Regions from separate parts of the Homo sapiens genome. Here region 1 is linked to region 2. A link is a loop called in an ENCODE intact Hi-C map of the cell type or tissue named here. Cell type or tissue: Calu3. All regions are shown on one strand. Each heading gives the region's core, and the rest is flanking DNA. Links, peaks and the distances in the headings are about the cores only.

What was found. Hi-C counts contacts between places; a loop is a spot of excess contacts. Peaks named below come from ENCODE experiments on the same cell type or tissue, not always from the same donor. Only the 100,000 strongest peaks of a DNase experiment are listed, where the experiment ranks them.
Region 1: it touches region 2 in a loop (7-fold over the local background); 9 of 110 quality-filtered maps call a loop at or near these places.

Annotation. Positions count from the first base shown.
Region 1 is chr9:74,378,651-74,382,803 of GRCh38, forward strand. The region is part of intron 2 of LOC101927358 (a long non-coding RNA gene); the gene reads left to right. Among named protein-coding and RNA genes, the nearest start is that of RORB, 120 kb to the right of the region's middle. In Calu3, for the core only: no CTCF peak of the experiment used is centred there; a DNase peak (open chromatin) is centred at 1,241.
Region 2 is chr9:73,198,286-73,204,329 of GRCh38, forward strand. No RefSeq gene overlaps it. Among named protein-coding and RNA genes, the nearest start is that of ANXA1, 49 kb to the left of the region's middle. In Calu3, for the core only: a CTCF peak has its summit at 2,567 (motif pointing right); a DNase peak (open chromatin) is centred at 1,806.

The sequences.
Region 1 (4,153 bases), core at 1-2,500, 1.2 Mb after region 2:
CTACTAGTTTTGCTGAGAGTGAGATTATAATCAAATGTTACATAGCAATAGTCAAATGTTACAGCACACCATGCCTTTCATCACTGTAGCCTATCCAAGTGTTTGTCCCGAGGTGAATCTGCCTTTTACTATTGAAAAATTGATGCCGGAGACAGTTACACATCTTGCCTGAGGCCATGCAAAGCCAACAGTAGAAATACGAAGTTAATCATGGAATCAAGTATCCCTTTTTCCCTTGTGTTTACTCTTAGATATCTCTACTCCAAAAACTTATATTTTTAAGAAAAAAATTTTTATTTAGTGCACATTTTCTAGTAAGTCCATTATTTGGTTGTAAACTTCTTGAGGGAAGGAGCAATTCTATTGATTCTTGGTATTTAGCAATGTACATCCAATGGAAATTTGTTATAATTACATAATTAATTATATGTCTTCCTTTCCTTATTTCAGAAAGTATTTAGAGGAGCTTTCCGGAGCATGTAAACTTAGGATATAAGCATATAAACTTAGGATATGCTCTTTCCAGAGCATATAAACATATACAATATAACAAATTAAAAGTGAAAGTGAAATATAATGTAAAATATTGTGTGAGATGTAGAAGCAAGATGAAAGGTAAAGCCTGGGGATGCGGCTAAAATGTGTTTACAATCTTGCAAAATGTTATACCGGCTACAAATGGCTCCCATATTTACTTCTAAACTTACTAATAGCAAGTAAGAAAAGGGGAATTAGATCAGTTATCCCATTCACAGAAACTGACTACTCAAAAAACCACCTACTGCCTAAGAGAAGGAATCTTCTTGATACAACAAGCAGATACATACCCTCCAATCTACTGTTACATATGTGTTAAGTAACTTGTAGTGATTGATTTTGTTTTGGTTTAGTTTGGCTGGTTGGTTGGTTGGTTTCCTACACATTTCTCTGCCTCTAGGAACTTGGCAACTTACTAATACATTTACTAGCTAGTAATACCCTAAGCTAAACAATGTCTCTTATTCATAAATTTGTTTAACAATATCAAATCATGTCCCTTGATGGCTGGTGAAATGCTAAAAATTGGCAGAGTGCCGTGATTACAGTCATTCCTAGGATTTGATCAATAAGAAACATTCTGATCTCTGTATTGTCTACCCATTTCTCTCTTGACCCATATAGGTTCTTAATCTTCTAGCCTTTCCTACAAAATCTGTTTCTGGAATTCCCCTGACACAGGTAGGCAGCAGCCAAGAGAGAAGGCAGTAGTGCCACCTGGTGCTCAAAGAGATCAGAGCTTGTACATACCTACTCTCCCACTTTCTGCTCCTCCCACCACTTCTAATAAGATTGCCTATAAACAGTACCCACCCCCTTCTTGGGCCTTCCACACTTAGCCCTCAGTATGCATTCTGCAATGCCTTCTCCCATTCATTCTCCCTCCCAGGCTGCCTTCGATGCTCATTTTATCAGTTTTCACTTGTAAACACATTGAATGGTGGGAGGAGAGTCACATGATGTGAGTAACCCCACAATCCTGGCTGGTACCAACTCCAGTGTTAAAATATAGATGTACCAAAGTAAAAATATTTATTGCATTTTTGGGCATTGAACATTGAAAGGATTCCAAATATCGAGGACCAGGGAGGAAATAAGCACAGATGCCGCCATTTGGTGGGTTGTTGTTGTTGTACATTTCAGAGACAAAATACAGTAAATGTTTTACAGACATAGTTGCATTACTATGCGTCCCCTGACATACTGTGCTTGTCACTTTATTATTTAGCATTTATGCGGTATTTTATCTGTCCTATATTATCTTTCACAAGCCTATCAAATAGACTATTTTTATTCCTATGCAGAACCTTGTCACAAATGACCAGACATGTTAAATTTCCCTCTCATCATACTGAAAGTTCCCAGTGAAAGCTGAAGGAAATTTCAATGCCTTGTCCTTTGCCTTCTATCAACTGATTCATGAAATGACCACTAAAGTCCTAATAATGTATGAGGAAAGGAAATAGATATAAAAATATAGGTCTGTATTCATGGAGCTTTCTACTCTGATGGCCTGGGGATTCCTGAGCATCAAACGAAAATTTGTATCACAATGTGAGTGTCCTAGCTAGGTTAATAGACTAGAATTAAGTTATGCACCATAGAGTATAATCATTTGTTGTGTTTGTACTAAACTCCTGAGTATGGCACAAGAGAGAGGGAGAGAAAACAGAAAGAAACAGTTTAAATGTGCAGCTAATTCCCCACACTGTTCCTTTCAGTGAGCATACACCCTACCGCATGCGTGTGACAGAAGATGGCGGTCAGTGGTTCTCAGCCTTAGCTCCTCATGCATGTACCTCTCAGTGTGGAGCACTGAGTACGTGTCTAGTTTTAAAGACACTATGTGTCTTTATTATATATAACCACGAAACATAAACTACACATAATCCAACTGCTTTACGTGTGCTTAATTCATGAAAGCGCAAACTGGTCCCAATATCTGAGGGAAGCATGCTCTATGTAGGACTCACGGAGCAATAGTATGTCAGTCTCAATGTGGCATCAATGTAGACTTAACATGTTCTATTTGATGGGCTATTTAAGGTATTTTCAAGGGTGATATAACTATTTGTGATTTCCACTTTATGCCTTAATTTCAGACCCTGACACCCAAGGAGATGTAACTCAAATGTTAAAGTTGATCTGGGGGAAGGAGGAAGGAGTGTGACTTCTTGCTTACATGTGTCAGGGAAGGTCTGACAAAGGAGATGGCCTTTAAGTTGAGTCTTAAAGAATGACTGGGATTTGTCTAGGCTAGTTGGGAGGACAGAGTACTCCAAGCAGAGGAAACAGCAATCTGCAGAGGCAGAACTCTCTAAGTGATGGCATTTTCTAAGTATTCTAAATAATTTGATATGGTCAAAGGTTAAGGTACATGAGATGCTGAAACTCTATTTTTTATTTATTGGGACATCAAAGATAATTGTTAAACAGAAAAGTAGCATGATAACTGTGTCCCAAAAAGGGGCCGTCTGATGTCTGTGTAAAGACAGCATTTGAAGTGACCAAAGAAGGAGCAGAGATAAGTTTGGAAATTATTGCCTAGGTTCATGTGAGAAACAATAACAGATTAAACTAAGACACTGGCAACAGCAGGGAGTGGAATGTACAGTTTTTAAAGAATATTGGAGTCAGAAATGACAGAATTTGGTGACAGATTGGATGCAGGAGATGGCATTTTTCCAAATTCAAAGATATCTAAAAAGTTGATTTAGTCAAGCCATGAAGAAGTAAAGCAGCTACATATTTATAAATTTGCTCCAACTCATGAGAGGGGTGTGGGAGTTAGAAATGTACCCAAAAGCAAATCACCAATTAAGGATCCTAGGGAGAATAACCTTCATTGATTTTACAGAGAACCTTTCCCAGAAACAGCCATACCAAAATTGCTTCTCCATTAATTATAAAACAATAATTCTTAAAAGCCTTGCCTATGATATCAGTCAAGGTCCAAAATACAAAATTATATATGAGAAACCATACCATATTTTGGAATTTAATGTATGGAAAAACGGTCTCTACTAAGAAAATTGTCTTAATAAAAGACTGCATAAAAGATATATCTCTCTTTTTTCCTAGGCTTACTAGGAAGCTCAAAATTAAATTTAAAATCAGTCTTAGGGCCATGTGTGGTGGCTCGCACCCGTAATCCCAGCAGTTTGGCAGGCCAAAGCAGGAGGATCGTTTGAGCCCAGGAGTTTGAGACCGGCCCTAGCAATATAGCGAGACCCTGTCTCTGAAAAAAATTTTAAAAACTAGCTGGGCCTGGTGGTATGCACCTGTAGTCCTGGCTATTCAGAAGGCTCAGGTGGGAGGATCATGAGCCAAGGGGCCAAGGTTGCAATGAGCTATGATTGTGCCATTGTACAATCTGCCCAGGCAACAGAGCAAGACCCTGTCTCTAAATAAATAAATAGATAATAAAATCAGTCTTGATGAGATGGTTAATTATATGTGTCAATTTGATTAGGCCATGGTAGCCAGATACTGGATCAAACATTATTCTAGACGTTTCTGTGAAGATTTTTTTAGGTGCAGTGAACATTTAAAGCAGTAAACTTTGAATAAATAAAACAAATGAAACAAATTATTCTCCACAATGTGGGTTGGCTTC
Region 2 (6,044 bases), core at 1,602-4,101:
GTGCAGAAAATAAATGAAAGCATTGACTATTTTAAAACTGTGAATCTCTTTTGAAGAATATCTTTAAAGTTTTAACCATGCTTCAATAAAAAATGATATTCTTTCATGAAGTTTAAATATTGCTATTTTCAACCTGGATTCTACACTTTCCTTCTTTCATCACTATTTTCAATACCCTCACATTTATAATGTTTACTGCTTATTTCTTCTGTATCATGTCAATTGAGGATAGTGAATTTGGGGCACCAAAGCGTTAATTTTTTGAAATGAAATAATATAACAAATATTTTAAACTACATAAAATTAGCAAAATGGTTATATTTGACATTGTATATTTTCTCAGGTGGCTATAAATCCATTTTATAAACTCAATTTTTTCTTCTTAAAATATAATGTGTGTGCATAGACACATAAATGTCAGGTATGGAGAAATATAGGAAAGTCCTCATAACTTAAAATTAAGGTACAAATTAATACATAATGGATGAGATTAGTCATCTATACAAGTGAGTGAGAGATCATCTGTGAATATGTCACTGAAGAACCATATTGTTCAATAGGGGTGTAGTTCAAGAAAGTACGATTGCCATATTTTATTTAAGGTAACTGCAGCCTAATCTTTTCATAAAGTAAAGAAAGATGAGGAAAATGTAAACATAAAGGCTACAATGTGTAAGAAAAAGTATAATGTCCAAAAAGTCTAAAAATGCCAGGCTCAAAACCTGTCCACATAAGCAAGACTCCAGATCTTGAGAATACAGTTACTTTATAACCTAGATTTGTACATATGTATATGAAATGTACAATTCATATGTACTACCTTATTAAAAAAGAGAGCTCTAATCTTTGTCTCATCATGGCACTCCTTTCATTTGCTTCATAGCACTTATCACAAGCCATAATATTTTTTGTTAAACTGTTCATTTTCTGTCCAGAATGCAGACTCTTTGAGAACATCTATCTGATTTGATCACTGTTGCATCCTGATTACATAGTGTCCAAAAAATATATTCTGAATTAATAAATTGAACAATTTACTTAATGAAAGTATCCCTCAGTTTACTCCTACTGTATGCATAGGTTAGAATAGTTAAGGTTAGAAGGATTAAATTAGATAATCTCAGTAAAGTTCTTACAACAGAGACTGGCACATACAAACATATTTTTCCCTTTTATTTGTTGCTATTAATCTTATTAGTGTTATTATTAAGAGAAAGAAGCCAGGGAAGGGCACTGAGAGGGAGGATGGAAAGAATAAAGGAAAGAAGGAGTATAGAAAGAAAGAAGGAAAAAAAGAAAGGAAGGAAAGAAAGAAGGAAAAGAAAAAGGAAGGAAAAAAGAAAAATGGAAGGAAAAAGGAAAGAGGAAAGAGGAGGAGGAAAAGAAAAAGGCAGGAAAAAAGAAAAATGGAAGGAAAAAGGAAAGAGGAAAGAGGAGGAGGAAGAGAAGGAAGGAGATGGGGAAAGAGGGAGGGAAGAAAGTATTGGACAGAAAAAAGTCACCGGATTTTGACATAAGCTGGATAAAACACTTGTCCAGGCCACAAACTCGTTCAAATTCTTAGATACCCTGACATCAGATTCTTTGGGTAACATTCCAATATTAACATATCAGAAAAAAAATACGTTCAATTTTACATTAATCAGTTGGCATTCTGGATTGAAAGATCGGACTCTGTTGCATCGAGTTACTGGACTCAGTCCCTCTGGAGATACCAAACTGCCATGGCACACAAACCAACCTGGGGTTCAGGGGCTCCGAGTACAAGCAGCAGGATTTGAAACAAGCTGAGACCGTGCGCGTGCTGCCATCTAACGGGCTCTGCTGTGTGCCCAGAGGCCGCCTTCACTCTCCTGGTTTTTCTACCTTGTGACTCCATATTTATATTTACCTAAATAAATGTGTGAGTACAAGCTGTATAATTGGAGATGAGTAGGAATATTAGTTAAAACAATTTCCCACTTGCATTAACAATAACGAAAATGCAATCAAGAGCATTCGTAAAAGACAGCCTTAAATAACTGGTTTCATGTTGCAAGAGCTTTTTATGATTGAGGTTGCAATAAGTTATAAAATAGGGAAAACCTTAACATTCTGCTTTAGCCTTTATTTTTTCAAAGAAAAATATTATTTCTTTGTATATACGTGAAAAATGTATACTAGTTTACTGTGGCGTAATTGCTATACCATTGATGAAAAAATAGTTTTATGAGAGATGAGAAATTGGCTGAGTAATTTACTTCTTAGATCGAATATAAGTCCATATAAAATTCATTCAGCTTGTTATTTCATTACACTTTGTCACTACTTCCCTCCCAATACCTTGCAAAAGAAAAAACCATGAAAAAAATTATGGACAAATTCTGTGTACCCAGGTATCAGGTGACAGTGGAAGACAAACTTCTTTTGAGGTAAACAGAATTACTTTTTCCCTTGCAAAGGCCATGGGATGGGTCCAATGTGATATGACGAACATCTATTCTTCTTGGGAAAACATTTATATTGTGAAGGTAAAATACAAATTACGTTCTGAGACAAATTTGTGGCTTTTTCTCAACTGACAGTAAAGACAATTAAGGTAATTTTCACCACTAGATGGAGATATTGCCATTTATAGGAGAGAGTAATGTCTGGGTTGTGTATTTTTTTTTTTTTTTTTTTTTTTTGCACTCAGAATCAGAGAGATTATATATGTCCTCTGTGACCCACTGCGTGCATTTACTATCACCCACCCTCCCTTCCAACACACACATACACATAATAGTGAGCTAGTTTGAAAGACACAGAGCAAAACTAAGACAACACGCCATCTCATGAGTTAATAATGGATTGGCCACAATGGAGCTACAAAATAAATTCAGAGTGAAATTTCCAGCTATGAGTCTGACATTGTAATTACGGGAGTTGAGTGCAGGTTTCTCTCGAAGCATCAAAGCATTTCACATGGCTAGGATAGAACCATAATCCGATCAGCTGCAACTGCCACAGCAACAGAAGGACCCTAAAAATAGGACCCCTATGGTAATCTGTCTGGATTACTAAATTCAGTGACGGCTTGGCAACAAATCAGGGAAATGTTTGCGGAAAAGGATTTAAATATATCATGAAGTTCTATCTGCATTATGGAGAAATCCATAAGGCCCCCAATTCCAAGCTACTGCTTCAGGGCTGCTTCCAAACAACCCAGCTCATTTTGTCAAAACATCACCTTTCTGTCATGCCTTTTGCAATTTAATCATCTTAAATCCATTAGTGGGGGCAGGGGAAAAAAAGAGATTTCAAAGAAGGCCTACCTACACCATTCTCTGGTACCTAAGTTTTACGCCACGGAGTCTTTATAAATATAATTTTAATTTATTAATGGTGATAGAGAAATTAATTGGGGACAATATGGATTCTTATAAAAATATTATTTAAATAGGTAAGGGTAAGATTTTTTTAACTATGCAAAGATGCCTGTGACATATTCATAGGTAAATAAACAGAAGGTAGCTAAATATCTGGGGTGTGTGCTCAGTTTTACTAACTAAAGAGAAAGATATTTTTGTTGACTATGGACTGATTCAGAATCTAGAATAAAGCAAAGATACAGGTACTCTGGTGTACATATTTCTCAGCATTTATGGTTAATTATTTTATGGGCTCTCATTGAAGTTTTCTAACATGTCAGGGAGTTGCACACAACTTCTCAGCCCTACATTCCCTTTTCAGGTCTAGAAAAGCTCCCCAAGGTTACCTTTGCCCAGGCCTCTCATATTCAGAATGTTTCTATTTTCTTTCCACAGTTGCCACAGATCACACTCTCCCCATTTCCTCAGGATCCTATCTTTTTCTCTCCCAAGATGCTGCAGCTTTCCTATCCCCTCATTCTGGATACCCCCAAAACAATCCTATAGAACAATCTTTTTTGAGTCTTTCACTGAAAAGCACTTAAAAGGATTCAGGAAGTTAATAAATAGCAAATATAGGAAAGCTACAGAACGTGCAGGCAAGATTTCTCTTCTAAATCCTCTATCTGCCCCTAGAGTTTCTTGTATTCAAAGTCTATAACCCTGAAAAATCTTAATCTTTCTTTTAATTGCTATACTATTTCCTAAGACATCAAGTTGTGTATGCCAATGTTAATTTCACATGGGATGATATTCTTTGCAAATTGATAAAATACCTGGAACTTTGAACTCTGACTCAAGTTAGCACTCCTTTTGTTTTTAATACATGTATCTATTTTGAGTCTTATTATTTTTTGTGGGGTATTTTGGGGAGAGGTGGGAGATTTCCTTTACTAATCAGAGTCAGATGTTCTGCAACTATTATTACTTTTGCTTTAGCAAGCTCATCTACTTTCAGAATCTTCTCAATACTGGAAATTTTGATACCAACCAATAAAAGCAGACTCATCATCCATACGAAATTATGCATGTGTGAAATAGGATAATGAAAGATTGTCAAGAAGCACAAATTATAACCAACGTGTAGCAAATTTTCATAACCCCGTGATTTTAATATATAAGCAAGATATCTATAGCCTTTGACATCATTGTGCATAATATTAAAGAAAACTGATAACTTTGTACAGCCTAAAAAATGTACCTTGCCTTTTGTTGGTGTATGTTGATCAGAAAATGAAAACTATGCATTTTAGTGTGTTTTCTCTTTCCCCTTTACTGTGAAAATGCTTAGATTCAGAATCACTGACCAATTGAACTACTGTGCTCTTTTTGATACCTGGGAATATCTAAATATTCTGCTGCATTCATAACAGAAAGCATGCCACCCAAAACTTAGTGGCTTAAAAGGTTCATTTTTAGTTCACAATTCTGTGGTTTGGAAATTTGGCAATATTCAGTCAGCAGTTCCTCCCCTTGTCTGACCTTGATTCCCTCATGCAGCTGCAATCAGCTAGTAGGACAATTGGGGCTGTGGTCCCAGACGGCTTCACTTACATGTCTAATGGTTGGCTGAGATGATAAGAAATATCAAGCCATGTGTCTACAAACACCTAGTAGACAAGCCTTGTCAAGTGGCAGCTGGGTTTCAAAATCAACAAGAAAAGGCAAACCCCAATGTGAAAACCTTTTTCAAGTCTTTGCTTATGTCACATTTGCTAATGTCCCATTGGCCAAAGTAAATCACAAAACCAGCCTGGAATCAATGGGTAGGGTAATAGAGTATTCTTCCTCTTGAATGGGAAGAGCTACAAGGGATTGCAACCTATCATCTCTGCCTTATTATTATTTTAATTTTGTTTTACTTTTTTCTTACATTTATTTCAACTTCTTTTTTTTTGGGTCACTGTGACACACATAACTAGGAAGTACATAACATATATTTACAGATTAATTCATAGTTATAAAGTGAATGCCTGCAGTAACACCACCCAGATGAAGAAGTAATCAGGTTAATAATAATCCTGTTATAACCCCATCCCTTCCATGCAAAGGAATCTATCATCTTGACTTTTATAGTAAGCCATTCTTTGTTTTTCTGTATGGTTTTACTATGTATATAAGCAATACATTTTTGTTTCACCTGTTATTGTATCTTTTTTGAATGGAGTAATACTATATGTATCATTTTGTGTCTTACTTCATTTATCCAATATGATTAATCATGTTGCATACAGCTATGGCTCTTTCACCTTTTCTAAAATATAATTTTTATACACATTATATTTCTGATAAACATGTAGGTTGCTTTAGTATTTTTATTATTATGAACTATGTTGCTACAAGTTTATAAAACCTTGCTGAGAGATATTTTAAAACTTCAGTAAATGGAGCAATACATCATGTTCATCACTGAAAGACTTATTTTAAAAATGTCAATTCTTTCAGATCATTCATAAATTCAATACAATCTCAGGAGTACTTCTCATTCCCTCATCCCCCAGACTTGCCTAAACACATCTGCCAAATTAATCTGCCTAAAATACTGTCTTTCTCTTGTTATTCTCTGCTGAAAACCTATAGTGACTTCCTAGTCTCTAGAGCTCTGCTATTTAATACTGATACTACTAGCGTCACGTGGCTACTTAAATTTAAATT